5 separate regions of the Mus musculus genome follow, and regions 2, 3, 4 and 5 are each linked to region 1. A link is a loop called in an ENCODE intact Hi-C map of the cell type or tissue named here. Cell type or tissue: heart. All regions are shown on one strand. Each heading gives the region's core, and the rest is flanking DNA. Links, peaks and the distances in the headings are about the cores only.

Region 1 (6,275 bases), core at 407-5,406:
TGACAGTTGTTGGGGGTAAAATGGATGCACTGGGGCTCAGGCTGGGGCTGGGGCTGGGGCTGGGGCAGGGGCAGGAGCAGGGGCTGGGTTGGAGCTGGAGCCGGGGCAGGGGTTGGGGCAGGAGCAGGGGCTGGGTTGGAGCTGGAGCTGGGGCAGGGGCAGGGGCAGGGGCAGGGGCAGGGGTTGGGCTGGGGCTGGGGCAGGAGCAGGGGCTGGGTTGGAGCTGAGGCAGGGTTGGAGCTGGGGCAGGGGTTGGGACAGGAGCAGGGGCTGAGGCTGGGCCTGGGCTGGGCCTGGGCCAGGGGTTGGGGTTCAGAAGGTAAAGCCAGCTGGTGAGCAAGAGTAGGGCTGAGGGTTCAGATCGTTGGAACTCAGGCACATGCTGGGGAGGTGGGTGTAGCAGCTTTCCTTAAGTCTAGTCTCAGAAGGCAAAGATTGGATTTCTTGAGCAAGCTGGCGAGTAGACTAGCCATATTGGAGAGGTCTGGGTCTGGTGGAGAGACCCCCATCTCAATGGATAAGGTAGAATAATGATCAAGGATGACTCCCAATGTCAACCTGAGTCTCCCCAAGTACACACAAAAGAATGGGAAAAGGGAAGCAAACAAAACAAAACTACCACCTCCTGAGCTTTCCGGGTGCAGGATGACTGTTTAACATGTGAAAGCCTTACCCTGGCGTTTTGTAAAACTCTGTGGGAAATTAATCTTTGAAAAGTAAAACACCCCATATTTTCTTCTCTTAAAAAAAAAAAAAAAAAAAGGAAAATTAATCTGGACGCCTGTGCTTCCTGTGTGTTTATACTGAGCCTATTCAGGTAGAGTGAAGCCGTCATGAGGACGTTTGTTCTTGCTCAAAGGAGCCCAGCATTAGACCAGAAATGGGATGCGTTGAAATCAATTTAGTGTCAACCACATCAGCCTTCCCAGAATTGTAGGTTTTGCAGAACCTGAAAATGGAGCTTGTTTATTTGGTCAAATTTAACTGCGAATCATAGGCTTCTGCAACAGAGAGAAAAAGTCAAAACAGATTGCAGGCGGGTCGCGTCCTCGGCGGCATGCTTGTCTTCTGCCTCGCATCTCGCCCAGCCCCGCATAGGCAGTTGAGTGTGGGAGATTGTAAGGGTGCTGTCTTTGGATGCCACCTTTGCTGTTTGCATTTAGAAAGACTGTTGATGAGAGCTTCCTTTCGGATGGAGAAAATACTGACACGGATCAGAGACCTGTAAGGTGGCAGCGTCATGGAGCCCAGAGAACCCAGGGTCACCAACGAGACTTGCTCTGAAATTGCCCCATTTTCTCCGGCTGAGAGAGAATCTATCTGGGAGACAGAGCGCAAGGCACCTCAGGGTAACTGTTGGCATCCAAATGAAAAAAGGAGAGAATTCGGAATGTTCCCAGGTACCTATGAGCACTGGAGGCTTTTCATAAAGCCAGAAAGAGTCCCCACATAAGGGTTGCCAGGGCTTCATGCCAAGCTGAGACTGTGTTCCCTGGACTCAGTGGGGCTTTGGCACTGACTGAGACAGAAGAGCCCACTACACCTAATCCATTTGTGATGGTTTGGCGACAGCCTTGGTGACGGTGACGGTGAAGTCTCTGAGTTGTCCCACAAGTCTAGGAAAGCAGCTGGCTGTCAGCTCTCAGAACTGGGGTGAGTGGGTAGGAAGGCTGAGGCCACCACAGAAAGCTTTTGTCTCTCTCTCTCTCTTAAGGCCACCTCGTCACTGGGGAAAATGCACTTGGCTAGCACTGAAGCCAGGGCCAGCTTTCCTGTGTGTCATTTTCTGGGAGAAGCAGGTTTCTATTTAATCCCTCCCTATGGTGGGTGTGTGGAAGGAGCTGTATCAGGAAGCAGAGTTCCTAACGGACACCCCAGAGGGAACCGAACCAGAGCAATGAAAGATCTTCCCATGCCATTGTTGTATCTCCCAGGAGATGTAGATCCCAAGTAGCATGTGGTTCAGGTTCTAGGACGTCCTCACGTCTTTCTGAAAGGAAGGAGAGAACTCATCTGCAAGCTGGTTCTGGGACCGTGCTCCAGGCAAGCATTCAGACCACCATGCCACTCCCTTGTGAAACTTGCAGTCCATTGTCAGGACACAGGAAAGCACAAGTGTTCACATAGGTGCAGAGCCAGGGTGGGCCAGGGGCTCAGTCTCACTCTCAGGACAGTGTGAGCATTTCTCACAGCCGAGAGACTGATGTGTTCTGTGTCAGAGGCCTCTTGTTCCTCTCCCTTTAAATCAAACCTTGTAAGGGCGGAGGAACAAAGTGTGTGTGTGTGTGCATGTATGCATGTATGTGTGTGCGCGTGCGTGTGTGTGTGTGTGTCTGCTCACATCACCCAGCTGGATGTGGAAAGGTAGAATCTGAATCCATACCTCTTGCCTTCTATGGGATATTTAATATTCAAGCTAATTCTCAAAGCTACTGTCCAGTGGATTAAATTGACAGAAACTGATTTTTGGGGACCACTCCAGACTGGAAGGTGAGCTGAGAGCTGAGTATTTGGCTCCAGTGTGTTTGCATTGGGGGGCAGTGAGGCACAGAGATGACCCCTGCCTGAGTTTTGCCTGTCAAGTCCATATTCAGTAGTGGAAGATGCCTTTGAACCTAGGAGGGTAAAGCGAGCTTCTCGGCCAGGCTGTAGGAGGAGGCAAGCAGACTCCCTATGATGGCACGGGCTCAGTGAGTTCCAGCAATGACCATCTGGCCAGCTAGCTATGTCTCTCCCCCCTGATCATGGCCTAGGTGGAAGAGCTTAGTCCTGGATGAGGCCGTCTAAGCAGGAACTCAAGCGGAAGGAAATGGCTGTCTGGGTCAAGGTCAGTTCATAGGAGGATTAGATTTTATTCAAAGACAATAGTATGAGACACAATATGGCTTTAATTCCAGTTCAAAGAGACAGCCCAATTTTTGAGTTTCAGCGTAATAGATGCTGTCTTGAAGCTGGGCAGGACCTCCCACCTTCCAAGTGTGACAGCTAGCTGTCCCTCTGGTCCTCTCAGAAGCTGCCACTAAAACCAGTTCCTAGCCGGAGCTGAAGGATTCCATTTGTTACAGGGAATATTAGTTAATTTTCTATTGCTGTGATAAAACACCTTTGACTCAGAGCCATGCGTTTACCACAGTTGGCCTCTTAGGTTCTGGGAGAGAGCTGCATGCCTGTCCAGTCATAACACATAGTTGAGAACCTGAGGCGCCTGAGTGCCTGAGTCTTGGACTGCCATCCTACACTTAGATTGTAGGCCCATTGGAAGGGTTAGCGTCTTGACCCCAATGAGCCTACAGTCTAAGTGTGGGATGGCGGAAGCCCTCAGCCAGACTGGTAGAAGTAGGGACTCCCACAGAGATGTTTTGCAAAAAGACATAAATGGCTCCATAGAGAAAGCTGGGGCTCCGCCTGGTGGCCGGCTGCAGACAAACAGTTCTGTCAGCCGAGGTTGGGAACAGGAAAAGCATTCCCCTCTGGTGGGTTTCACTTCGGTGGGATTTCCTGGGAGGAACTCTAGAAGAATCACCAAGAGCAGACACATCCTGGGAAAATGAAATAAAAACGTCTTCATGGCGAAGGCCCTGAGTACTTACCACTGCTAATCATCTTTAAGGGGGAGGGCATGAATGGACAGATTGACACTTTTCTGGTGGCCAAATACGATTCTGCTGAAGCTGTACAGGGCGACTACCCCTTCAGTTGCTTCCGGATCCTGCTCGTCCTCCGAGGAGAGGGTGGGCTGGACTGAGTGTCTTAGTTCTTGGGGACTGGATGCCTTGTCTCCAAATCTCTGCCCTTTAGCTTAGCTAGGACATTGCAAAATCGACCATAGGGGTGGGGATTCATTTCCTGCCCTGTGTTAAGTGAGGCTTTCGTTGGGGGTGGGGGTGGGGGGAGGAAGCAGCTTTGTAAGCCCGGGCAGTCAGTCTTGCGCCCCCTGTGTTTGTCTACATTGAGGCGCTTGTGCTGGTGAAGGTGAGGGACATGGAGAGTGGGGATGTGTGTGTGGCATCCAGGGCAGCAAGAGGCCAAGTGTGGGAACGGAGAGGTAGCTGTGAAGCCTGCTCTACCTCACTCCACGGGGTTAGTCATTTATCTCAGGGCTATTTTTAGAGCCATAATCTGAATTACGTTTCTTACGTTTTAATTATTAAAGAGTTATTACTAATTATGATCTTGATAATAACCGACCTTTACTGAGTTCTGAGTAAGCACCTAGGACTTCAGATGCCCTACAAGCTGTATTTGTAAAGCCTGATCTTGAGTTGTGTATAAATTCTTTGATTTGCATAACAACAGGCACTATGACTTCCAGTGTAAACATAACCTTTTGCCACAGAAAACCACAGTATTATTTATTTCATATTTCCCTTTGAATTCTGTCTTCTTCCCAAATACAGTTTAAAAGGAAGCCATATTTCACTGCTATAAGTGGAAAACTAGCAGTACCTGTCTTTAGTAAGCAGAATCTATTGTTTAACTTTAATTAAATAGCCATGTGCCCAAAATACCATTGGAACTCAGCGTTTGAGCTGCCTGCAATGTGGGTGGGTGGACCTTCCACACCAGAAACCCTGCAAGGAAAAAGGAAGCCATTTTGCATTTTGTGAAGGTCTCTACCTGGAGAACTTTTGCATTTATTTTGCTTTATTCAAATTCTGAGGTGGATGCTTAACTTTGTAAATATTTAGCTTTTCTTTTTTTCCTTTTCCTTTCTTCTCTTCTCTTCTCTTTTCTTCTTCTCCGTCTTCTTCTTTCTTTCTTTCTTTCTTTCTTTCTTTCTTTCTTTCTTTCTTTCTTTCTTTTTTTTTGCCCAGGCTGTCCTTGAAGTCATGGTATAGCATAGGATAACCTTAAAGTCCTGATCCTTCAGCCTTCATCTCCTGAGTCTAGGGTTACAGGTGTGTGTCACTGCCCACTACTCTTGGATTTCTTTAAACACACACACACACACACACACATATAAACACACACACATATACACATAAGCACACATACACAGGCAGGCATATACACATATTCACATACATGGGCACACAAACACATACATACACATATACACACAGCAACATACACACAAGCACTCATGTATACACACACAGAAACACGTGTACACATGTACACACATACACACACATATATACACATATACATACAAACACACACATGCACACATAAATACACATACAAACACGTACATATCACATACAAATACACACATACACACAAAACCACACATATACACACATATTCATACACAAACCCATACATATTCACACATGCACACACGGAAACATATACACATACATGCATACACATATACACACACACAAGCACACACATACACCAGCACACACACTCTCTCCACTGCTCTGGCTTCTTGTAGACTTTAATATGAAGATATGAGGTATTTATTTTTTCAGTATTGCTTAATTCTTCTCGTTTATGTTGAAATGCAAATACTCAGAGTCCACCTTGTTCCCAGGCATTCTGTCACATGCGGGCACAAGCTTTTTTTTTTTTTTTTTTTTTTGGTTTTTCAAGACAGGGTTTCTCTGTGTAGTCCTGGCTGTCCTGGAACTCACTCTGTAGACCAGGCTGACCTTGAACTCAGAAATCCGCCTGCCTCGGCCTCCCAAGTGCTGGGATTAAAGGTATGCACCACCACTGCCCGGCCCCCCACAAACATCTTGATACACATGTGTTGTTCTCCTTTCTGTCTGGCAGTCTTCCTGAAGACTTGCAGAGAAAAGCCTTCAGAAGGTGGCGTTTCTTTTCTGTCTGATCTCGGTTAAAGTGTCCTCTGTGTCTGATGCTCAGCAGCTTCAGTAGGATAGGCCAAGTGTGGATTTCGTTCTTCACCTTGTATTTTTGGGCCTAGGGCTTGATAGCTTTGGTAACTTCTAGAAGGTTTCTAGCCACATCTCTGCCATGCCATTTCCCCTGGTCTACACACCCTTGCTTCCTGACATCCCCTCACATCTTGCAGTTTTATTCTTTAATGGTCAGTTCATTTGCACAGTTTTTCCAAATACCGATTCTCTTATCTGAGGTCTGTCTGACCATCACACTTTTCAGTTCTGGCAGCAATCAGTTCCTTCTTCTCCATTCTCATATAGCCAATGCTACCCTCTCTATGTAGACAAGGCTGCCATTTAAGTCCCGACCTTCCTGCCTCTACCTCCTGCATGGGATGGCTAGCCGTCTTGGTTTTGTTTTTTTTTTAAATATGTCTGGACTCTTGACAATTTCTTGTTTCCTGAACATATATCCAAACT
Region 2 (6,275 bases), core at 381-5,380, 160 kb before region 1:
GAGCCTATACCAATCTTTATGATCATCACTGTAGCTGACTGGAAAATATTTTGAACTTATGAAACATTCTTATGAAACATTCCAGGAAGGACCAAATAGCAAAATCCCCACACTGAAATAATTTCATAAAGTTCCATCTTTCATTCTTTTTACTTAGAAATCCACACTGCCACCTCAGGCCACCCGAACAGTTAAACTATGCATTCTAAACCACTGCCATTTCTTAAAAGGGAATAGCCGATTCTGATTTTTCAACGGTCACCACGAGATGGTATGAATAATGAGTACCAGAAAGATACTGGTAATAGGATCTATGGGAATATCAATACACGTCTCCTGGCAGGGCCACTACCAGCCGAGTTGGGGCGTTTGCCTAAATTGAGACGCAAGGAATGAAGAGCTGGTGTTCTATATGAGTTTAGAGAGGATGAAGAAAACGAGGGCTGTGCAGAAGGCTCACTTAACCCGGATTTATCTGGAGCGCTTAATGATTGGAATAAAGAACTGTGCTTTTCTCAACTTGTTATTAGCAACCATAACACCTGTAATCATAAAAAACAAAAAATCCTCTGCGCAGAGCAGGCGGCATACCTATCCATTCGGTCCACCTTATTGGAGGTGGACCGGATGGATTGTGGGGCCTTAGCGCATGCTAGACAAGCACTTCTATTTTTTAGATTTGATGTTGTGGTCAAATTCCTCTCCCTGTTCAATTTTTTAAATTCTAAAAGAGTATGCTTTATTATTTCCATTCTTTAGACCAATTCCAGAGCTTGGGAGAGTCAAGCAAATGTTAGGAGAACTAGAGTTGGAGAATGCAAGCCTGCCTAGATATGTTTGCCCAGGTCTACCCCAGAGTTGGGTGTAAATGCCACCGAGGGTCCTTAAGAGAGGCAAGGACTGTCTTCAGTCCTTACACAGGAGGCTCCCTGTCATGCAACAAAGTGACCTTGGGTATTCAGAGTGCAGTGCCAGCCTCCCCAAGATGCAAGATCCTCCCACCGGAACCAGATGACCTTCCCTGCAGTTCTGGCCTGGTGAGGCACTTGGAGGCAGGGCCCAGGTTCTGACTCTGGCCTCTTCACACACGCTGGAACTGCGATCAGACTGCCACGCCCCCATCACCTCTTCTCTCTCTCTCTCTCTCTCTCTCTCTCTCTCTCTCTCTCTCTCTCTCTCTCTCTCTCTCTCTCTCTCCCTCCCTCCCTCCCTCCCTCCCTCCCTCCCTCAGACTGCTACCCACTACCCCCTACTCCTCAAGACTGCGGTGACTCAATTAGCCAGACAGACTGCAAACATGCACTTGCTTGGTGGACAGGTGCATGGTGTAGAACAGAGGGTTTTCCAGCCCTGGCTCCAATGAGCAGTGACTGAGAACTAGGATAGGAGCCTGGTCCTCTGGGGTCCGTCCGGTCCTGCTCAGATCCGCTGTCCAGCTCTAGGGTGGCGGACCTGGGGAACCCGGGTCGAGTCTCCATGGTGCGCGCCTCGGGTGGAAAGCCTGGCGCAGCGGCGGCCTTAGCAGAACCGCATACAGCCACCTGGGAGGATCGCAGGCGCCCCAGGGCCGTGACACTTCACCCGCCTCCAGCGGCCCACGCCCCTACCGGGCCAGGCGCCCAGACCCGCCCGCCGCAGGTGGGGCAGCCAGGGCCCGCGAGTAGGTGCGTGGGATGATCTCACCGCGTGCGGCGCGCCAGGAGGAGGAGGAGCGGGAGCGATCCCAACTTCCGGGTAGTGCAGCCGCACGCCGCGCCACCGGCATCTTGCTTTCTGCTCCCCCTCCCCCGTGTCCCCCTCGCCTCTCCCTCCTTGCCTTTTATCCCCAGCCCCACCCGCCAAAATGAACAGCTCGGACGAGGAGAAGCAGCTGCAGCTCATCACCAGCTTGAAGGAGCAAGGTAGGTGGGCCGGCTGCCGCAGGTGCCCAGCAGCGGCCTCGGGCGGGACAGCTCTGGGCGCAGCCGCAGGTGCCAGCCGTGGCCAAGGGACCGTGAGGCCGCCGCGGTCACCCCGCATCCCCAAGCGCCATGGGGTGCAGCGCCCTGGGCGGAGGAGCTGCAGCGTCTTCCCGCAGTGGGATCGCGCGCCCTGCAGGACTAGGGCGCGCGACCCGGGCAAAGGGACACGCGTCGGGCGTGGACAGGGTCAGGGCACGCACCTCAGTCCACGCGGGAGTAGCGAGCCGGGTAGGGTAGGATCGCTGGGCGCCGGGTAGTGGCTCAGTTGGCCTGGCTCCTAGCTGAGGCCGCACCCTTGCACACTTTGGCGTTCCTGGGCCTGCAGCGTTCCCTTCTTTTGGGTTCGGTCTAGTTCCTTTTTCTTTACCCAGCTGGGATTTTTCAGGGAACCGATGTGTTCTTATCACTTCCCATTTTTAGCAATTTATTAGTCAGTGAGTCGACACCCTGCCTGTGTGGGGCTTAATGAGGAAGCGGGGCTGGGGCTGGAAATCCAGGCCGTTTTGCATGCTTTTCTCTACCGCTTGGTAGCTAATGATTGCCATCAGAACATTTGTGAACAAAGCAAGATCCTAGAGACAGTTAATCTGACACACTTTAAAAATACCACGACTAATTATCCTGTTCAAAGTGTGGTTTGAGAATATGGGTCAAGAAAGAGGAACTGCACAGGTTTAGGAGGTAAAAGGTCATGCATGCTCTTTGCTGCAGGACTTGCTAACATTGGAAGGGCCCTGCTCAATGGTCCTATTCCTCTTCTTGACTCAGCTCTCCAGGAAGTTGGTGTCTTCCCATCACTGAGTCTTGTGACTGAGCCAGGTGGCTTAAGAGGTCCTAGCAAGGACTTGAGCCGCTTGCTGCTCTTCAAATCCATCAGCCACACTTCCGCAGAAAGGGCTCCACAGCACTGTACTGTGTGACCTCAGGGGAGTTACCTAACCTCGCTGAAATGGATGAAGCACTTTTCCCTATGTGGCATCTAGAAATCCAGAATGGGTGTTAATTGCTTTCATTTCCCCCTCTCATCTGCAATTAGCCTGAAGTCAGCCCACATCGCACCTGTGACTCAATGGATGGACAGAATGCCTTATTTGTAATCCTTCAAGTATTTTCATAGAAGATTGGATTTCACTAGTATTTACTTTTAATAACAATTTCCCGTGTCTCACACCCGAAGACTTTTGATTCATTACTCTGGACTTATGAAAACTTTTGGTATTAATACCAGATCTTTTGATGGATGGTCATCTTGCAAATGATTGTAAAACAAAGTAAAATATGTTACTTCCTTTTATTATTTTATTGTAATTCTCAGAGTGCACTAACAGTGACCACATCCACACATATCTCCTCAGGCCTTTTGCTGGACTGATGTTTGAAGAAGGGAGGGTTCCTAAGTGTCTAGCGCTTTCTGTTGTGTTGTATTGGAAAACAAATTTGTGGCCTTAGTATTTCTAAAGGTTCTGTTTTCCTGAGGAAGGGCGTACCAGGAGAATAGAACTTAGGTTTGTGTCTCTTGAGAGTACTCTTGGTTTTGGACATTGGACTGGTCACATAGATACTATTTGTTCAGTCTATGGTGAGATTTTCATATCTTAAAACCAGACTGCGTTAAAAGACTTATTTAGGAGTTTTTAATGGCTATTTTACCTGTGGAATTAGCTGGGAAGTTGGGGATTTGAGGTGTAAACATGGCAACCAGGTCTTTGGGTATACCAGTATTATGGTCAGGTTTTTTTGTGGTGATGGTGAGCTGTTGCCATGGTGAGTCAGTCTCCCAACCTAATATGAACAAGGAGAAGATTTTTGGTTGGATGCTCCGTTTTCCTTGTTCACTGCTAACATGTTTATGTTTTTGTTTCTGTAACAACTATCAGTTACTTAACATGCACAAGGCCCCTGTTTCGGACTCCGTAGCTATAGATAGTGAATCAGATCATCCTGGCTCTTAGGAAGTTTCTCATCTGGTCGACAGTCATTAATCAAAGAGGCGTGCAAGTCAATAGACTACTGTTGCTTCTAAGATGGGTTCTTAGGGATGGACTGTTGGATTCGGTGGCATGCATGTTATGATGTTCTGCCATTCAGTAAGAAGCCCTCCTCTGTCACTAACTCTGCCAGTTTCTGTTCCCCCAGCAAAGCCCTCGTCATCATTTGCTGGTTAACATGCGCTGACAGTAGTCGTCAGCTGGCCAGCCTGGCAGGTTTCTGAATGTCTGCCATCGGAACTGGCAACATGCCTCCTTTAAAACCTACATTGCTCTGGCTACAAGTGAAGTTTGGATCTTCACCTATTTGTATTGACCATTTTGGTCTTCTCATGCAGTTGCCCCCATTGATGAGCTTTAAGGCTGAGACTTGAACCTGTTCCCCAGGGAAGGGTGTTCAGGAGGGAGGCTGCTGTGTGAACTGCAGAGCTGACAACAGCCTTCTCTAGTGGGAGCCTTCAGTGTTGAGAGTAACGTTGTGCTTGACAAAAGTTGTGAAATGCATTGACGGAGTCTGTCATAATATGAACAATCTCTAATTTATATGTACCATTCCCCGGCTCTGTGTCTTATAAGTCACACCCACTTCTGAATTACTCCACAACATTGTATGTTCCCGTCTACTGAATGCTATAATTAGGTATATTATGTCTTTCTAGAAAGTTATATTATGTCCCTTAAAAAAAAAATTAGCCAGTGTGTGATTTTTTTTTTTATGTTCAAGCAGATGCTGAGGTAATGAGGTAATTCTCCTTTTGTCTTCTCCCCCCTCAGGCTTTATTTTATTGGGCTGATTGACATTGTTAATGCATGGACAAATGGCAACTTAGGATACTATTTCCGATGCATATTTCCCAGCTATCAAAGTGGACATTTCCCTTACAAAACATCATACAATTTTCTCTCTCTCTGTAGAATTCTCTTGGAAAATGATAGACTTAGTTCAGCATTTGTTGAAGGTGCATGGCTTTCTGGGTGATTCATTCAACAAGCATACACTGAATATTCATAGCCAGGCACTGGGCAAGGCAGCAGAGACCAGTGAATAAGACCTGGTCCTTGATGGTGGTGACTTTCTGGGTCTACAGACAGTATTAAATCTAGGAAGTGTGTCTGGTTGGCTTATATGTGTCATGGATTCTGGTCTTTTGGTCAGGGAGCAGCTTTAGTGGAGTCCTCCACACACCACACGTACACACATACATGTCCACATACACAGAAAGTCCATGGATTACCAATGCTGTTCAATGCAGAATGGGCCACCAGCATTGAAGGGCCTAACCCAAACAGCAGGTACCTATTAGTCATCATAGCAAGGCAGTGCTGTTTGGAACTTGGTGATGATGATGTGTGATTGTCATTTCACAATGTGCATGAGACTTTTTTCGACTTCCTCTTTCCCTCTCCCCACTTTCTTCCTTCTTAGGGCTAAGGATGGGATCTAAACCTTTATATATGCTAGGCAAGTATTTTACCACTGAACCTTTAACCTGATAACCTTTAACCTTTAACCTGATAACAGTATTCTCAGAAAGGACCAGTGACAACTAGAATCAAAATCTGTGGTCATTCTAGGGTAAATACGACTTAAAACAATTATTCTGTTGTAAGATTTTTATTTTTTTATCTTTTGAGGCATATATCATGTAAGCCTCAAACCCCATGGTAGCAGATGATGACCTTGAACTTCTGGTCCTCTGCCTTCCCTTCCAAGTACTGGGATTGCAATACTAGCCTGTGGGATTGCAACACGAGCCTGTAGGCTTGTACCAGCACAGCCCAGTACAGATGATTGGGTAACACAGAGCTAATTCTTAAGGTGCAGCTTCTTCCTAGAGCAAGCTAGTGTGACTCATGGGTGCCTTTTCCAGGGTTCCTTTGGCTTCCGGGGGAGAAATCTGTGGGGACATTATTGTAGTTAAAGGAGCCCAGGCTGTCTCGAGGCCATACTTCATGTGTAAGTGAAGCCGAGTTACTACACTAAGAGATGCATGCACCCAGAGTCCCTCAACCAAAGGCATTTGGAAATGACATGGGTGTCTTGGCTTCATGCACAAACTTGGTTTTTCAGCAATGTTTTTCTGAGCATGGTCCAAGAGTTGCCTATTTCTGAGTCACCAGGTGGGTATTAGGATCATAGTTTACTCCCAAGGTCAGTGAGCTCTGCTGAGGAGTTGGCAACTAGGCCCTCAGGAGATGGACCTTCAGGGGCTGGAGCCATGTCTGCTGCTCAGAGATGCCCCCCCCCAGGACTGGAGCCATGTCTGATGCTCAGAGTCCCCCAGCCCCCAGGACTGGAGCCATGACAGCTGCTCAGAGCCCCCTC
Region 3 (6,275 bases), core at 679-5,678, 280 kb before region 1:
CCAACATGTGTGACTGCTCATGTAAGCTGGAAACCTGGGGCATACTGTATAGCCTGCAGGAAGCTCAACAGGTAAGAGGATATCTCTTCCTGGCAGCTTATCTGGTCTTTGCCTTTCCTGGGCAGCTTATCTAGTTCAAGCCTCTTGCAGGCAGTTTCTCTTGTCTGAGAATGTCTCTCAGCAGTCCTCCCTGCTTATACAAGCTTTGTAGAGAGGAGCTACTGAATCTGGTCAGTTTCAGGGACTTCCTGGAGCTTCTGAGTTGTATATTCCCTGAGTCTTAAAGAAACTCCTGTTAGAACATCAGGAGTCCTGAGGAGCTTCCTCCAGGTTCTATGGATCAAGTCATGAAACTACTATTCAACAGATTGTACTAAAGTTTTGGTGAAGGGGTTGTCTTTTGGGAACAGATTTGTCATGATTTTGTTATTTGACCCCCCAGGAGCTCATTATAATTCTGTTTTGTCTTTTGGTGACATTTGAAACTACTCATAAAACATTTTCTGAAACAAGTGCTGGGCTAGGCTCTGTGATCAATTTCTTTATCCCCAGCTCTCAGAGAAGTTCATCTCCACAAGTAGATGATTTGAGGGTCAGCTTTGAGAACTGGAAACATGAGAAGCGAAACCAGATTACCAGGCCTCGAGTATGTTTTACCCAATTGGGCCACTGTGTCAAATTTCAAGGCCATGTGCTCCCTGAGACAGTCCTGCCAGTCATCATACCCTCAAGACTTCAGTGGACAACAGCCCCTGACTTTCTAATTCTGTAGCAGAAAAGTGACCACGCCTCTTCCTTCCCTGTAAAAACGAGAAAAGAGGAGGGCAGGGTGCCATCCTAGTGGAGGTACAGAGCAAGTTATCTGTGTTCTAATGTACAAGGCTGGATTAGACCCATCAGGCAGGCAAGGCAGGTGTCAATCCACCATTTCCCATTTGCAAACACTCTCGGTACAATTCCCCCCTTGATTTTGGTTTAGAGGAACCTTTTCTCTCTCTGAAGGGGTTTTCAAAGTATAAACAGCACTATTCATGTAGCCTTAGGCATCTGGGAACACTGCATGGCAGAGAGGTTTGCATCACAGTTGCCTCCCCATTTCATAAATCAGATGGACCAGTGAGTGGGGGTGACACAGTCTCTTTAACAATCCCGATAGATGTAAACATGTATCATTACTTTCTGCCTTGGGGGAAGGGTTTTGGAAAGAGAAGCATGTGTGCATCCATGTTTGTACATGTGCGGCGCATGTTCCTTTTCTCAGACCGACATTTACCTCGAATCTCCTTATGTATCTGGTGGCAAAGGTGGTAAGACGAGGGGGTGAGTTCTAAGTCCTGCCACCAGGGGGCGCTGAGTCCCTTGCACGTGCTGCTGACAGCTCCATCCAGATGTTTACCCCTAGCTCCATGGTAGAAATGTCTTGGGTCAGAGTTAGGGCCAAGTGTTTGGTCCTTAGGTTCTAAGTCTACCCACAGTGTGGATAGTGCCTGGAGAGAGGGCTGTGTGGGTTCAGGGCCTGGCTCCTGAGTTTACAACCACCTGTTGAGGAACCCAGGGGTAACTGCATGGAGCCAACCTCTGGGGAACCCCAACCAAGCCTACTTTCTGATGGCATCTTAGTACAGTGACCTAGGCCTCGGTTTATGATAGGAGATGATCAGACTTTATGCTGTGAGGGTCCAAATAGGGTTCAGAGGTGTCCTTCCTTAAGTCCCCTCTCCACCTCTGCAGTCTTCCAGGGGACTCAATGACTTCCTCCATGACCAGCTACAAGAGCAGCCTTGGCAGAGGAGAAAGTAGGGGTTCCTTGCATGTGGTGCTCAGATTAGTCAAGATAACCTCAGTATACCTTGGGGACCAGAGAAGGGGGTCTCAGCCAGAGGGCTTCAAACCACCCTTGAGTTCTTGGGGTTCCACAGCTGGAAATTTCCACTGCAGTCTCAACAAAGTAGATGAGGTGGAAAGCAGAAAATGCTAGCCACTGTAAGACGTTACACAACTTGGTGGCTCGGAGCTTTGGTCTTTCAAGCAGGGGTTAGTTTCATGCCATCCTCCAGCCATGTTCTAGCTGTGGAATCTTGAGAAATTACTCTGTTTGCTGAACCGGTTGCTTGTTTTGTAACATGAAGCTTTAAAAGCTCTGGCCTGGGAAGGTGGTTCTGAGGTTAAAAAGCATGCACTGTTCTTGCAGAGGATCTGAGTCTGGTCCCTGGAACTAGCTAGCATCAAGAGACTCACAATTGCCTCTAACTCCACTGCAGGGGAGCTGATGCCCTCTTCTTGGCTTCCTGGGTATGAACTCATTTGCACACGTATGCACACGTATTCATACATGAGATAAAACACATCTTAGAAAACAAAAACTAAAACAAAACCTTGGGAGCTGGAGAGTTAGCTCCATGGTTAAGAGCACTTGGTCTTGCAAAGGACCAGGGTCTGATTCCCAGCACCCACAGGGAGCCTTGCTGCTTCCTCAGCCTCAGGCATCAGGCATGCATGTGGTGCACAGACATACATGCAAGCAAAACACGCATACACACAAAATAAAATAAATATAAATGATAAATAAATAAATCTTAAAAAAAAACCAACCTCTACTTTTGTGCGGACAGCATTAGATGAAGTGAGATTGCCCGCGGTAATTGTTGGACAGGTGACTTGCACCCCTTAAGGATATTGTATCAATTAATCTTCATCACCACTATAGAAAACCACACAAGGAAACCTGTATACGGGAAGGAAAAGTAACTTACCTAAGTCAACCTGTCTCTCCTGGTCTCAACACACTCTTCTCTATCTGGGCCAGCCCCAAAGCTTGAAACAAACTATCCAGTAGGGCTGAACTTGTGGTTAGGTCGTGCTGAGGTCAGGGAACACAGCCTCTGCGGCAGCTTCCCAATAGAAATCTGAGCTCCAGCCATGTTTGTCCTCCTTCCTTAGGTACATTTCGACCAGGTCACCGGGAGCCTGCGCTCCTGTCCCCTCCTAGATGGAAATCATTGTTTTCCTGCAGCCTCTCCTCTCCAGTTCACCCTACAGCCTAGATCCTGGATCCCTTTGGGGAGAACAGAACTGAGGCTCTTACAAGAGTTGGGGGTCCTTCTTCAGGCCTCTGAAATGGCTTGGCTAGCAGGGATGTGATCTGGAAAGATAAGGCTGAGTTCACCCCAGTGGGCAGGAAAGAAGCCCTGAGGCTGAGCGGAGCGGTTTGTGCGCCAGTTGCCAGGGGGCAGTGCTGTGCAGCGAATGCGGCACCCAGGCTACCACTGCGCCACTCTCTCAGAGAAGCTGTAGAGGTCCCCTCAGGGCTCTCCTGACCCCAACAGCCCCATCCGCCCCAGCACAGGGAAAAAAAAATCGCCATGGTCCCTTTGCTGGAAGAACTCAGCTTGGCTGTCTTTAGTGGATAAAAATAACAGACACCGTGTGGGTTTCCACCACTAACTTAGAGAAACGCCAACTGAGGTGGCAGGGTACCCCGTTTTTTATAGGCCTTTCGAGAACAGTAAGGTGACTTTAAGGATGGCGATTGAGAGGGACTTCCTCTTTTTGAGACTCCTGAAAATGCAGAGACCACTTTTGAGAGTAAAAGAGGAGGGTGGGCCACCCGCTTTCGGTGAATTTTACCAATGTACAAGCTCTTTCGGGGGAATCGGCTGGTGGAAGGCACAAGGCCACCATGGCCAACGGAGAGATTTCTCCCCAAAGGACTAGTGGAGTTTCGGTGTGACCCTGGCCCTGGAGTCGTGTTTGGGAAAATGTCTTTCCCAACTTTAACCCACAAGTCTGAGTGCAGATTGGAACCTTCAGAAGCAGAGGGCGGACAGGACGGGCCATGCACAGGGGTTTCCCTCTGGTCCCCTTCCCGCCCCCCACCCCCACCCCAGTTTCCCTGCAAGAAAGAGCACAGAAAGCTTGGGAAATATAAACCGGACATGATTCTTTTTAAACTCCTTATTCTGGTTGTTTGTCTTTGTTTTCCTCTCTTCACCTCCACTTTGCAATAAATAAAATCAAAGGGTAGCTGCCTGTCCATGTGTGAATACCATGCCGGCGACTGCTCTTTGAAGAATCCACATTTTAAAATTGTATTCCATGAGCTCGGAGGAAGAACCCACAAACTGCTGTGATGTAATTTGAAACCATCAATAGCCCCTCTTAAGGTTGTCTTTATTGTGGGAAGTCAAGGTAATGGTTTTGCCGCTGTCTAATTTCTTCCCGATGTACAGCTTAGCTTTTACAGCCTTACAATGAAAGGCGTCGATCTGAGGCCCTTTTTGTGGCCGATTAACAGTTTAAACTGGTTTCCTAACCCTGTCACAACTAGTGGTCTGATAGAAATAGTTTCTGTGGGGACATTCATAACTCTGCAAATAATATCTTTTTTTTTAATCTGCCAATTCTGACCTCCTCTGACAAAAATTAAAAGTGGAGCGGAAAAGGTTGTGTACATACATGTCTCACCTCCAAGTACAGGTTGGTACAAATGACTACTCAAGAGCTGTTAGTTCCCTGGTTCTTGTCACCCTGTTGTCACCATAATCTTCGGAGAAAGCGTTCAAGTAGCTGGCTACACAGAGCTGGACACACACAAGCCTTCTTGGATGTGAACTGTCCAGACAGGAGCATTGAATTTTATCGCAAGAGTTAGGAAAAAAAAAAAAACAACCAAACAAAAACAAAACAAAACACATTTCGTTTGACTGCTCTTGGACTTTGGAGGATGAAAGGAGGCAAAGAAGACACTAACCCAGAAAAAACACTTCCCCTCTCTACCACTGAAGGATCATCAGTGTATCAATGTGGAGAGAGGAGAGAGAGAGAGAGAGAGAGAGAGAGAGAGAGAGAGAGAGAGAGAGAGATCTCAAAATAATCAATTTGTGGTTTAAAAAAAAATGTTGGCCTGGAGATATTTTGGTGCTAAGAAGTTCCTCTGAGACAGAAGACCCTCTTTAACTCTCAAACCCACGGCTCACCCAGCGCTACCTTTGGGTAAAACTGCCTCTTTCTCCAAAGGGAGGGGCAAAGCGAAGAAATTACAAGTAGCAGTGACGGTGTTATGGGGCCCAGACTGGTACCCACCCTCGCAAGGTGCTGGGAAGGTAACCCTCGCCCCTAGGATCTGGAGAGCGCCCCCCCAGGGACCCTCCTCTGGCGCGGGAATGCGTAGGTAGTGTCTTTTTGCTCCATCTCGGGAGTTCCGGAGTTTGAGGTCCCTGTACTAGGAGAGAAAGGCTTGAAGGAGTTCTGAGGCTGGGCCAGTCGCCGAGGTAAGGTCCCTAGGCCATCAGGATTCAGGTGGAGACTCGGAGATCTTGTCAGTGCGCGGGTCACCAGCTTTTTGACTATCTCCCGAAGGTCGTCGCCCAAGAGACAAGGAAAAACCTCGCGGGCCCCTACGGGTGTGCTCCCAACTCGGCCGCTGCCTAATGCAGAGCGCAGAGCAGTACTTGGGACAGGAGCTTCCAGCCGAACACCGGGGACTCCGCGAGGCTCCGGGTGGCACTATCGCCCCCTGCCCCCAACTACTTCCTCCGTCCCCCGCAAATGCTACTACGGGAGAAATGTGCCCACCCTGACTCGCCCGGACGAGCCCCGGGCTGCGACTTCCTCTGCTCCGTCTCTAGATGAGTCTGGGTCGGCTCTTACCTTCCCTGACCGGGGACACTCGGAGCAGGGCCGGGAGGACGTGGCCGAGTTTCAGGCCCAGTCCCTCTATAAGCCCCGCGGCTCGGGTGCCTCCCGAAGCAATACCTTCCGCTCTTTTCCTCCCCCAGTTTTTCCAGCGGCACGATTCTTTTCTGGGTTATTTTCTTTCCTTCTCTTGGTGTCAACCCTGCAGCTTCCCTCTCTCGCCCCCTTCCCCCGATCCTTTCCCCTTTCACTTTGCATCCCCCCCCGCCCCCACTCTTTAGTTTAAGTCTGAGATGACCTCCAAAAACCTTTGTAAAGGCAATAAACCAAAATGCCAGACGCACCGTGTGTGTGTGTGTGTGTGTGTGTGTGTGTGTGTGTGTGTGTGTCCCCTGTGGCTTCTAGAAGGCAAATTGGCCCGGGAAGGGTTTGGACCTGCTTCCCCCAAAAAGGCCCAAGAGCTTTCAAACACCCGAAAGTCAGGAGACAATGAGTTGTTGATACCTGGGGACAACGTCCTGCCGTGAAGCCCCCAGCCCAAGCCCATTTCACAGATGCAAGACCTGAATCTGGGAGGTTACCGCCAAGTGTCAGAATCGTCCCTTTACTTATGTCGAGGATTTCAGCCTTTAGAATACAAA
Region 4 (6,275 bases), core at 376-5,375, 170 kb before region 1:
TCATTTGTCATGACTCTGTAGAGAGAAATGCACCAAAGACCATCTGATGATGTTCTGGTGGCTTCTTGCCACTTCTGAGGACTCAGACTGACGAGCCTCACAGTTTCTGCTGCATCAAGCAACCACTGCTGATTACTGTGAACTAAACTGCTGATATCCTGACAAAATTTGATTCAACCCAAAGAACTATTTATAAACAGGTCCACATCCTCCTTTGTCCTATTAACCTTCCACTGCTTCTGGTAGGTGGTAGGTTAAAAGGGAGGTTAAAGCATTTAAGTACACTTATTAAAGTAGGTGTTTAAAAAAGTCTAAGCCCACAGGTGGTATATATATGTATATGTATATGTATATGTATATATGTATATGTATATATTTCAATATTCCTAATACATCTGTATGTCCAAGTTCACAAGCACCAAACAACCAATGCAAAAGGAAAACGTCATGTGAAAGACAAGCTGGAAATAGTTGTGGGGAATAGTAAAGTGCTTTTGAAAGAAAGTTCATGGACTCGCTCAAGCAAGAAACCAAAGTGGATTACCTTGAGGACCCTCGGCAACAATTCGTGAAGGAAGACAAATGAAGGTGGTGGAACTGTAAGAGGAAGAGGCCTAGAGGCTGCTGGGAAATGAGAAGATAGCCAGGTGAACGGATGGAAGGGAAGCAGAAAAGGTCAGGAGAATTCTTCTCCATGATCAGAAGGAAAGCACTGCCTGTGAACTTCAATAGAATTGGTCCTTCCGGTTCGAGGAGGGTCAGTAGATGTAACCGTGGTTGATGTCCGAAGCCTTTAGCTGTTTGCACAGCGAGAGTTGAGCTAACAGAGTAACTGAAGAATTGCCAATAGAAATAGATACTGAAGTTGAAGGGCCAGCAAGATGGCCCATTGGGTAAAGGCACTTGCCACCAAGCCAGGTGTCCAGAGTTTGACCCTCACTCAAGTCTGGAACCCACCAGGTTGAAGACAAGGATCCGTCCTCACAAGTTGTCCTCTGCCCTCAACACGTGTGCTGTAGCATGTGCATCCACATACAGACCAACAAGAAATGAACATTATTTAAAATTTTAAGGGAAGAAGGCTATATGGTGTGCTGAGATTCCAGTTTCATTTTAAATGCTTCCCTTGAGAGAGCTGCCAATCAAAGTAAGGAGAAGCAGGACAAGCATGAGGGTGGGAGGCATGGGAGGAGCTATGGGTGGGGTCCAGCTGGCAAGCCGTGGGTTCCAAGCTATGCTCATCTGATGGTAGTGACAGCTTCCCCTTGGGGGGCCCTCAAACCCTTCCCATCACTCCACCAGGTTCAAAAGTTGCAGTATTTCCAGAGACCAAGTTTACAGACCAACTTCCCATGTTTCTAAAGCCAAATGACTTATAACATCAAAATATTAATTATAACAGTTTAGGAGCCAGTAAAAGGCTTAGTTAGTAGTTGAAGGGGTTTGCCGCCAAGCCTGAGAAGCCGAGTTCAGTCCTGGGACCCACATAACGGAAGGTGAGAACCAGCTCTTGTAAGCTGACCTCTGACCTCACATGTATGCTGTGCTGTGTGCTCCCCTAAAATAGTGTAATTTAAAACTTTAAAACAACATTCTGCAATCATTTAGGCTGAGCAAGACTGCTGTTTCCATGGAGTCTTATCACGTCTAATGTACTGTGAAGGATGTTTGGAGGGCTGTGCCAGCAACGTCACTTCCCTGCCATCCCTACAGTTTTTATTGTGTGTCTGTACAGCGCAGTTTTTTGTTTTGTTTTGTTTTTGTTTTGTTTTTTTAAAAAAACACATAAAGCCAGGCTGTAGCAGAGTTGACTGTAGCCCACTCTCTGTGAGAAACCAACCTCTGTTATTGGCAGCTTATTGATTTATTTATTCAACTCAACTACACCTGGAGGGTAGTGTTAGAACTGCGAATCCATATTCCTGTGTGAGGTAAATTTGTCAACTTGATTCATGTTTACGTACAGTCTCTTCTGCTTTTAGCCTTACAGCATCCAGCCAAAATATTCTTTCTTAAAAAACGTCATTGATTCTTCGTGAGTTTCACATCATGCTCCCCAGTCCTGCTATCTCCCTGTCTCTTCATATCTGCCTTTCACCCTTGTAATCTCTTTTCAAGATAAAACACACAGGCAAGCAAGCAAGCAAACAAAAGCATAGAGAACACCTCATCATGGAAGCTACAGTGTGTCACAGTGTGTCCCTCTGTCCACACATCTTCCCTTGCAAATGTTCATTGTAATGTGTCATTAGATTCGAGATCTCTGGCTTCTGTGACACCGTCAATATTGAATCCTCATCAGGACTCCTCCTAGTTATCCTGTTGTGGCCCTGTGTCATGGAGATCCTGCAGCTTTGGCACAGAAGGACCGGCCAGTTCACATGTTCCACCTGTTTGCAGATGATGTAGATTTTGGGGTGGGCCAACTCAGCACCCTGGATCTGGGCCTGAGTGGTAGCTGAGCAGGTCATCCTGCCGGCTCTCCCTTATCTGCACCACCAGGGTGAGCTCTGCTCCAGCTAGGCCACCCAATGTCACCATCAGCAGGAGGCCGAGTCTCCTGCTCTCTTGCTCCCTGCTCTCAGGCTGGCTCGTCAGTATATGTGCCTCCAGAGCCAGTTCTTTGCTGCTCAGTTGAGGTTGGGGTCCACTTTTCTGAGTGCTACAGCCTGTGAGGGGCTGGGACAGCTCTCTAGCTCTCAAACTCTTACGGCTGGCTCACCCATGCCTTCACCATCAGGGCCAGCTCTGTTGTGCTGCCCAAGTGAGGTGAAGGGCCTGCTCTTCCCAGTGCTACCAACGGAGAGAGATGGGTGGAAGTATGACTGCAACCAGGGAGGGGCGGGGCCGTTATCCTCTCCGCTCCCCTGTAACTGCCTCAACCAGGTACATCCCGTGTTTTCTAGTGGTAATATGAGCTAGGGATATTTACACCAAACCTTGAAACTGCATAGGCATGGACTCAGACATGGCCCTCAGTGGCAGCTCGCGCTGGGATCTCACCATGGCCCCAGGTAGTGGAGCTGGCCACCGGTAACAGGCTACTCCTCTCCACCCTGGAGTCTCCAGTTCCATCTCTCATCATAATGCTCAAGCTACTCCACTTCTCTTTCTCTCCCATCTGACCACCACATACTAGGAGTATTGTGGTGGCTCCCGCTGCAGCCTGGCCACGCCCCTGGGCAGCATCCTACATCCACGCATCATGGAGTGGCAGGAAGTGGGTGTTTACGGCTTGCCTGTGCCATGTGCTGCTGGATGACAAGTCTGTGGGTGGCATGACATCCCCAGGTCTCTGTGTATCCTCCTCCTGTGCTGCGCTGCGTAGTTTTGATTTTATTTATTTGATCTTTATGAGTCCTGGGCATAAAACAGCTCTGGCTACCAAACCAGGCATCAAGGTAGAATGAACAAAGGACTGACGTCTGCTCTGCCCCCCCCCCCCCACTAATGTAAGAACACCACCACCACCAAGGTCTCTCTTTGTCTATTGCCGGGGGGGGGGGTCGTCTAAATAGTCTTACTCTGAGTTACCTAGATCAAGTCTTTTTTATTTCTTCCTTTATTTTACTTTTTAATTTTTTTTATGATTTCATCTTATGTGTGTGGGTGTTTTGCCTGCATGTATGTCTGTGCACTATACACATGCCATGGATGCCAGGAGATTTCAGATCTCCTGGGAATGGAGTTACAGATAGTTGTGAACTGCCATGTGGGTGCTAGGAACAGAACCTAGGTACTCTGGAAAAGCAGTAAGTACTCTTAATAGCTGAGTCATCTCTCTAGTACCCCCTTTAATAGGGTAACATGATACATTAGTAATCCATTTGGGATTTTTGGTTATTTTATGCAACCCATTCTGGGATTTCTCTATCACTACTGAATGTTTTAAAATTAATTTATATTTGATAAAGTCAATTTTTATTGGTACTCATGTCCTTGGATTTTGCCCAGTATATGTGGTCATATACCTACCACCCCAGTACCAAATGTTGAAGTTCTAACACCCTACACTTCTCCACTATAGCTGGGTATGATAGCTCATGCCTTTAATCACAGCATTTAAGAGGCAAAAAATAGGCAGATCTTCTTGAACCTGAGGCCAGTCTGGTTATCATAAAGAGTTCCAGGCCAGTCAGAGTTGCACAGTACAACCCTGGCTAACAGAACAGAAGTCTGCAATACAAGCCCTCTTTGTACTCTGCCTCTTCCCTCTCCCTCAGCACCAAGGAAACAATTTATAGGCTGTTTCTCTCTCTGAAGTTTTGGATTTTCAGGATGCTGCATAAATCGAGCCAGTCTGGGTTGTTGAGCTTAGTGAAGTACCTCTCAAATCTATGTATTTGGGGCTGTGGAGCTGGGAGTGTGTAAAGTGATTCCTGTACAGTGTGGGGGTCGAGTTTGGTTCCCCAGTACTCACTCATACAAAAGCTGAGTGCAGCAATCAGTCTGTAACCCTATCTCACACACACACACACACACACACACACACACACACACACACACACACAGAGAGAGAGAGAGAGAGAGAGAGAGAGAGAGAGAGAGAGAGAGAGAGAGAGAGAGAGAGAGAGAGAGAGAGAGAGAGAGAGAGAGAGAATAATATTTTTGGTGTGTTTAAGAATTCTCAGACCTAAGATTATACAGATTTTCATTTCATTTTTAAAGTTTTTTTTTTAATTTCATTATTTTAAGGTTTAACTTAAAAAATTATCAAATGTATGTGAGTACATTGTCAATGTTAGGGTTTCTATTGATTCAAAGAAACACCATGACACAAAAGCAAGTTGGGGAGGAAAGGGTTTATTTTGCTTACATTTCCATATCGATATTCATCATTGAAGGAAATCAGGACAAGAACTCAATCAGGGCAGGAACCTGGAGGCAGGAGCTGATGCAGAGGCCATGGAGGAGTGCTGCTTACTGGCTTACTCCCCATGGCTTGCTCAGTCTGCTTTCTTATAGAATCCAGAACCTGCAGCCCAGGAATGGCCCCACCCAGCTGGGTCCTTCTTCATGGATCATTAGTTGAAAATGCCTTACATCTGAATCTCACAGAGGCATTTCCTCATGAGGCTCATTCCTCTATGATGTCTTCAGTTTGTATCAAGTTGACACTCAAAATCAGCCAGTGCATACATGGTATGCATGTGTGTGTTTATATGTGTATGTGCATGTGTTCTTGTGTGTATGAATGTTTATGTGTATATATGTTTGTATGTGTATATATATGTGTGTGTGTGTGTATGTATGTATGTTTCTCTTTATGTATGTGTTTATGTGTATGTGTATATATGTGTGTATGTATCTCTTGTATATGTGTGTGTTTGTGTGTGTGTGTGTATGAAGGTAAAAGTTAGAATTGGTTCTGGCCTTTGTCCTCTACTGGGTTCCAGGGTGTGCTGCTCAGTTCTGTTGTTGTTGTTGTTGTTTGACACTAACTAGATTCATCTAGAGGAAGGACTCTCAACTGGGGAATTTCCTTCTTTGGGTTGGCCTGTAAGCAAGACTCTGGGACATTTTCTTGATTGATGACTGATGTAGGAGGGGTGTTTCCACCCCTGGGCAGGTGGTCCTGGGTTGTATAGAAAGCAGGCTAAGCAAGCCATGGGCCCAAGCCAGTAAACAAATCGTATGTGCTCTCTGCTTCAGTTCCTGCCTTGGCTCCTTCCATGATGGACTGAAGTTGGGAAGTGTACGTCAGATAAACTCTTTCCTTCCCCAGTTGCTTCCAGTCATGTTTATCTCAGCAACTGGAAAGATAACTAGGCTATGAGAACTGAACTCAGGCTGCCAGGCTTGTGTAGGTAGCCATCTCATCAGCCCTTATTTTTAGTATTATAGATTAGTTCGCTCCTCATCTATAAAGCCTATGTTGATGTTTGCTGGTTTTGCATGTGAGTTTTCACAAGTTCTAGCACCATTTGTGGAAAAGGTTATATTCTTTTCTCATTGAGTTGCTCTTAAAAAGTTTAGTGTGTGTGTGTGTGTTGCATATGCATACTTGTTTATGTGTGTGTCAGTGTGTGTGGCGTATATGTACATATGTGTAGATGTGTGTTTATTGTGTGTATGTATATGAGTGTTTATGTATGTGTGTGTAAGTGTGCATGTGTGTGCGTGTGCATATGCATGCATAGGCTTGGACATAGGGGGTTGACACCTGCATTTTCCTTCATCCGTTGGTTTCCACTATATTACTTTCTTGTTTCAAAACAGCCTCTCACTGACCCTGAAGCTCACCTATTGACTAAACTGGCTGTCAGTGAGATCCA
Region 5 (6,275 bases), core at 445-5,444, 300 kb before region 1:
AGTAGGTGGATAAAGCACAGAGGGTTTTTAAAATATATATTTACATTTTTTTGAGTTTTTGTGTGGACATAGTCATGTGTGTATAGTCCCTGAGGAGGTCAGAAGAAGGTATTGGATTCCCAAGAGCTAGAATTACAAGTAGTTATGCAGAAATCAGTGTGTGCTCTTAACCATTGAGCCATCTTTCTAGCCTGGAGCACAGAGGTTTTGTTTGTTTGTTTGTTTGTTTGTTTTCTGGAACTATTTTGTGTGGTACTGCATGGTATGTGCATATTACAGTTTAGTTCTCTAAACTCATGAACTCTACAGAACGTACATGAACCCTGCTATGGACTCTGTACATGACAGAGGTGTGTCAGGGCAGGCTCAGCGACTATCACAGGTAATACCTACAGTGCAGAATGTTGGACATGTCTCCACAGTAAGGAATGGAGTGTAACCGAACAGTCTGCTTTCTGCTTAGCTTTGCTGTGAGCTTGAAAATACCTCTTAAAGATGAATCAGGGGCCAATGAGCTGCTCAGAGAATACAGGTGCCACTGCCTGGCCTAGTCTAGTCCCCTAAGTTTGATCTCTAAGTTGGGAGGGAAAGAACCAATTCCTACAAGTCGTCTTTTCTTTTTTTTTTAATGTTTTCATATTAGTGAGAGAGATCCAGCCATTGAGGAGGCAAGCAAAGGCCCAAACCCCGTGCAAGCTGAACAGGCTGCTGTCATTTCTCCAGTCCGTTGTCCACTTGCGAGCATGAGTAGCTGGTGCCATGCACTGATGTCCACTTCAGAGCATGAGTAGCTGGTGTCACACACTGATTCACACTCTTTTTTTCCTTATTCACTTTACATCCTGATCAAAGCCTTCACTTCCTCCTCTCTTCCCAGTTCTACCCTCACATACCCCATCCCCCAACTACCCTCTCCTTCTCCTCAGGAAGGGGAGGCCCCCATGGGTACCAACTCAACCTGTTACACCAAGTCTCAGCAGGACTTAGTGCATGCTCTCCTACCTAGGCCAGACAAAACAGCCCAGCTAGGGGAAAGGGAGTTGAAGACAGGCAACAGAGTTAGAGATAGCCCCTGCTCCAGTTGTTAGGAGATCCACGTGAAGACCAAGCTGCACGTCTGCTACAAATATGTAGCTGATCTAGGTCCAGCCCCTGCATGCTCTTAGTCTCCAGGATCCCATAGGCTCAGATTAGTTAGCTCTATAGGTCTTTTTGTGGTGTCCTTTGCCCCTCCAGTTCCCTCAATCCTTTCCCCCACTCTTCCACGAGATTCCCCAAGCTCCACCTAATGTTTGTCTGTGGTCTCTGCATCTGTTTCCATTTGCTACTAGATGAGGCCACTCAGAAGATAGTTACACTAGACTCCTGTCTGCAAGCATATTAGAGTATCATTAATAGTGTCAGGGGTTGGTTCTTTCCCATGGGATGGGTCTCAAGTTAGGCCAGTAATTGGCTGGCCATTCCCTCAATCTCTGCTCCATCTTTATCCTGAATCCAAGAATACATAAAAACATCATCCACCATGATCAAGTAGGCTTCATCCCAGGGATGCAGGGATAGTTCGATATAGGAAAACCCATCAATGCAATCTACCATAATGAAAAAAAAAATCACATGATCCTGTGACAAAATCCAACAGTCCTTCATGTCAAAAGCCTTGGATACAAAGACCATACCTAAACACAATAAAGGCAATAGCCAACAAGCCAATAGCCAACATCAAATTAAGTGGAGAGAAACGTCAAGCAATCCCACTAAAATCAGGGACAAGACAAAGCTGCCCACTCTCTCAGTATCTATTCAATATAGTATGTCAAGTTCTAACTAGAGCAATAAGACAACTAAAGGAGATCAAGGGGATACAAATAGGAAAGGAAGAAGTCAAAGTACCACTATTCATAGATGGTAACATAAGTGACCCTGATTCACACTCTTTAAGAGGCAGAAGTGAAGAAGCCTGGATTTTCCATCAAGTGGGACCTCAGTGTCCACAAATGTGTTTCCTGTAGGCAGCATACTCAGTTAAACCTCTTTAAAAACTCCTTGACAGGCACACCCAGGGGTGGCTCTCCATAGTGATTCTAAATCTAGTAGAACCATCAGCTAGTTGAAATATGTGTTTATGCATGTGTGTCTATGTGTGTTTGTGTGTCAGTGTGTATATATACATATATATATACATGTATATATATACATATATATACCCATGTATTTGTGTCTATGTGTGTGTTTGTGCGCATTTGTATATATATGTGTGTGTGTAGGTGTTTATATAGGTGTGTTTATATGTATGTGTGTCTACATATGTGTCTATGTATATGCCTGTCTCTGTGTATTAAAGATAATAAAAGTGGAAAAGGATTTTTAGAAAGCCACCTTTCCAACCAGTCTATTATACGAATATAGAAAGGAGACCAGAGAGATCTACACGAGCCCAGAGCCACAGAGCCCTTCTTGAGACCTAGGCCTGACACTTGCCCAACTGTTGTCTGTGAATAGCCTCTTGTTTCCTTTGGGCTCCCTGAGCTTTAGACAAGAGAAGGTTCTGGCCTAACCAGGACAGCTGGCTGCTACTCTTGAAGCTGCAGCCTCAATTGACTCTCCTCTATTGCCAGCCCCCATCTCCCAGTCAAGAGCCTTTGCTCCTCTGAGCTTGGATCTTCAAATTACAGCTGATCCCCTGAATGCAGTGTAGCAAGTATGCACCCACATGGGGCTGACAGGTGATCAGAGCTGCCGTTATCTGGGAAGGCTACGAGAACACAGGGGGATGGTTAGGAGAAGTGACTGGTGCAGTTGGTCACCCAGTGTCAGCTTCAGAGGTGACCTGTGCTTCACATGGAGACTTGAGTCTGGAGTTTCTGAGCCTGGTCAGATGCTGGACTGATCAAAGAAAGGAATAGGAGTATCCTTCAAAGATAGCTAAGGATCTTCCTTGTGCCAGAAATGATGATATGATTAGCTGAGGCTAATCTAGGAAGGGGGAACACACACACACACACACACACACACACACACACGCACAAGCACATACACACGTACATCAGCAGGCAGACATCGGAGGACTGCAGTTCTTCAGACTCTGAGCAGGCAGCTGCTTTACAGAGGGGAGAGCTGGCCCCATACCATACCCTCCAAAGGCAAGAGAGTCTTTCTTCCTCTTGTTCCCTGGAGTCCTCAGAAGGCTTCTAGCAAGATGAGCTTCCATCAAACCCAGAACCAGATCATTTCCATCTTTTCCACCAGGGGGCGCTCCAAGAACAGGTCTGGGCCTTGCTTCCCCTAAGTTAAAGGAAGGTGGTACCCACGCTGTTCTCTACTAACCACAGACCAAAACTCAGGTTAGAATTGCCCTACATATTGCTATCACTTCTGTCCTGTGAGAAATATACGGTGAAATCTTGTTGGGTCTTCAAGATTACAGGATAGCTGCCCTCCCATGTTCGTTTCTCTCTCTGTCTGTCTTTAAGTCCCGTCTCCTCTGTTCTTTCCAGGGGACTTGGTCACATCACTCTGCCTCCCTCTTCCTGCCAGGACTCAGAGTCTGAGAAGTGTTCTTCCAATCAGAACTAAAGCCCACCTCCTGTCACCTACAAACGTCAAAGGAGATCTGGCCCCTACCCCAGCCTCTGTCTTTCCCAGGCTACCGATGAAAGGGTAGTCTCAGACAGGCTATGAAATGAAGTAGAAGCAGCTTCCAACCGCTGGATTGTCCAGCCCTCTTTGAGGGCTTGCAGACCCTCATCTGGGTGTGGAATGGTATCGTGCTTACTTTTCACTAGAATCACCTGGGAGGCGAATCTTAACGAGGAACCTAGCTCAGGCTGGCCGTGGGCTTGTCTGTGGAGTTATCTTGATTGCTAACTGACGAAGAAAGACCCAGCCCATTGTGGGTAACATCATACCACAGGCAAAGGGGTCCTGAGTACGACAAGCAGAAGCTAGCTGAGAACAAGCAAGCAAGCAAGCAGGGGACTTGGTCACTTCACTCTGCCTCCCTTCTCAGGCCAGGACTCAGAGGCTGAGAACTGTTCTTCTAACCAGAACTAAAGCCCACTAAGTAAACCCCAGCTCTCCCCTGTTTCTTTTGGTCACGGTAACAGAAGCAAAACAAGAATGGATGGGATGGGTATCAAAATGACCTACTGCCAAGGATGTGAAGATGGTGTGGTCCTGCAAGAAGACACATCAGCATTTTGCAAAATCCCACCCTGCATGATTTATTATGATAGCTGGGATGTAGGCTTAGATTTTCTTTTTTCTTTTTTTTTTTTTTTAAAGATTTATTTATTATTATATCGAAGTACACTGTAGCTGTCTTCAGATGCACCAGAAGAGGGCATCAGATCTCATTACAGATGGTTGTGAGCTACCATGTGGTTGCTGGGACTTGAACTCAGAACCTTCGGAAGAGCAGTCGGTGCTCTTAACCACTGAGACATCTCTCAGCCCAGGCTTAGATTTTCTTAACCTACTTTAATAAGGGTTCTCAAATGCTTCAGCTCCCTCATCCCCGCTTCCAGCCCACTGACCAAAGGTAGGGGAGAAAAAAATGGGTAGTGGGACAATGGGGAGGTAAGTCTGTATAGGAGTAGTTCTTTGGGGGAGATTCAAATCTCCATTGTCAGAATACCAGCATGCCAGTTCAGTAGTGTTGGATCACCAAACACAAATCTGCAGCAGTGGCACAAAGCAGAAACTGCCAGGCTTCTACCAAATCGGCATGCGTCAGCAAGAGTGACCAGGATCAGCCGGAATGCCAGCAGTCCTCTGCAATGCCTCTCTCAATGAAGCGAAGATCAGTGTAGACAAAAGGCCAACAAAGCATTGCAAGGCTAGCTATGTAAGTGGTGCTGTCAATGTCTGTCGAGTTCTACTTATCTTTTCTCCAAACATCACGTGTCCTCTCAAAACATCACTGAATCTGCTTCAACAAACATCACTCAAGTCTGCATCATGTGACACAGCCAGAAATTTCCACATCACTGGGACTCAACAGTTTCCCACGCTCATTACCATACAAGGAAGCTGAAGCCATCTTTCTTTATTCTTAGGGTTATTTTGCTCCTCTAAGAAAACTTTTTGTGTAAATGTATGTACCAGTTCATGTATGTATACATATGTGTGTGAAGACCAGAGGTCACTGTCAATTGTCTTCCTTGCTTGTGTTCCCCTAACCCCCTCTGATGTAGTGTCTCACCATACAACTCTAAGTGGCTTAGAACTCTCTCTGTAGTCCAGGCTGAACTTCCAGTGATATACTTGTCTCTGCTTCCCGAAGGCTGGGATTAAAGGCATGCACCAATAAGCCCATCTTATATTTTGAGACAGGGTCTTGTATTAACCCTGGAGTTCATTCATTTGGTGAGACTGGCTGCCAGCAAGATTCTTTTGTCTTGATGTTCTTGGATTGGAATCACAAGCATGAACTGCTGTGATTTTTTTGGTGCATGCAGTATTGTGGCTGATTTTTTTATTTTATTTAGTGTTTGGTTGGTTTTGTGTGTGTGTGTGTGTGTGTGTGTGTGTGTGTGTGTGTGTGTGTGTGTGTGTGTGTGAGATATGTGGTTTGGGGGAATCTAATTTAAGTCCTCATTCTTGGATTACAAGACTTTTCTATCGGGGGCTGGCGAGATGGTTCAGTGGTTAAGAGCGCCGACTGCTCTTCCGAAGGTCCCGAGTTCAAATCCCAGCAACCACATGGTGGCTCACAACCATCCGTAACGAAATCTGATGCCCTCTTCTGGAGTGTCTGAAGACAGCTACAGCGTACTTACATATAATAAATAAAAACTCTTAAAAAAAAAAAAAGACTTTTCTTCTTCCCAGACCAAAATGCCCCTTTGTTGTTGTTGTAGATTGCTGTGAAATCAGGATGTTTCCAAGTTCATTGGCCTTTGGTTTTCATGCAGAGCTCTAGTCTTGATCTATTAGGGTAGGCAGAGGAAATTAATTGGGAGTTCAGCAAATATTATCTGCTATGGGGCCCTAGACTTGGAGGCAGCCAACTGGCCACAGAGAGAATGAACATGTCGCCAGGGCCAAAGGCATCCATCCTGCCCGCAGGCGACAAGCAACAGTAAAACCGTGCTTGGCAGTGGAGTCTGAGGGAAGCACTGGCTTCCATCCAGAGAGAGAGAGAGAGAGAGAGAGAGAGAGAGCTCAGAGCTCCAGAGAGCTGTCTCTCTTCTCTCCTCATGAAAGGCTCAAGGCTCAACCTTCATGTCCCAGGAGGAGCAATGCAGAGCTTCGGATCTGGTACCATAACTTTCACT

The links. Peaks named below come from ENCODE experiments on the same cell type or tissue, not always from the same donor. Only the 100,000 strongest peaks of a DNase experiment are listed, where the experiment ranks them.
Region 2: it touches region 1 in a loop (2.2-fold over the local background); 5 of 42 quality-filtered maps call a loop at or near these places.
Region 3: it touches region 1 in a loop (5-fold over the local background); 38 of 42 quality-filtered maps call a loop at or near these places.
Region 4: a loop joins it to region 1, with 3 times the contacts of the local background. A loop is called at or near these places in 5 of 42 quality-filtered maps.
Region 5: a loop joins it to region 1, with 6 times the contacts of the local background. A loop is called at or near these places in 39 of 42 quality-filtered maps.

The regions. Positions count from the first base shown.
Region 1 is chr19:58,908,710-58,914,984 of GRCm38, reverse strand. It overlaps Mir3086 (microRNA 3086), which reads left to right and starts at 3,226; the gene lies at 3,226-3,312. It also overlaps a transcript of Hspa12a not described here. In heart, for the core only: a CTCF peak has its summit at 3,409 (motif pointing left); a DNase peak (open chromatin) is centred at 3,344; H3K4me3 peaks cover 1,008 bases; H3K27ac peaks cover 709 bases; H3K27me3 peaks cover 2,354 bases.
Region 2 is chr19:59,071,081-59,077,355 of GRCm38, reverse strand. Shtn1 (shootin 1) reads left to right here and starts at 1,287. Exons shown (of 17, transcript NM_001114312.1): 1 at 1,287-1,901. The coding sequence starts at 1,844. In heart, for the core only: no CTCF peak of the experiment used is centred there; DNase peaks (open chromatin) are centred at 1,685 and 2,325; H3K4me3 peaks cover 1,497 bases; H3K27ac peaks cover 842 bases; H3K27me3 peaks cover 4,016 bases.
Region 3 is chr19:59,193,452-59,199,726 of GRCm38, reverse strand. No RefSeq gene overlaps it. Among named protein-coding and RNA genes, the nearest start is that of Kcnk18, 23 kb to the left of the region's middle. In heart, for the core only: CTCF peaks have their summits at 1,334 (motif pointing right) and 3,214; no DNase peak of the experiment used is centred there; H3K4me3 peaks cover 631 bases; H3K27me3 peaks cover 3,757 bases.
Region 4 is chr19:59,080,728-59,087,002 of GRCm38, reverse strand. LOC115489094 (a small nucleolar RNA gene) reads right to left here and starts at 3,502; the gene lies at 3,352-3,502. In heart, for the core only: a CTCF peak has its summit at 2,502; no DNase peak of the experiment used is centred there.
Region 5 is chr19:59,205,655-59,211,929 of GRCm38, reverse strand. No RefSeq gene overlaps it. Among named protein-coding and RNA genes, the nearest start is that of Kcnk18, 11 kb to the left of the region's middle. In heart, for the core only: a CTCF peak has its summit at 3,249 (motif pointing right); no DNase peak of the experiment used is centred there; H3K27me3 peaks cover 2,336 bases.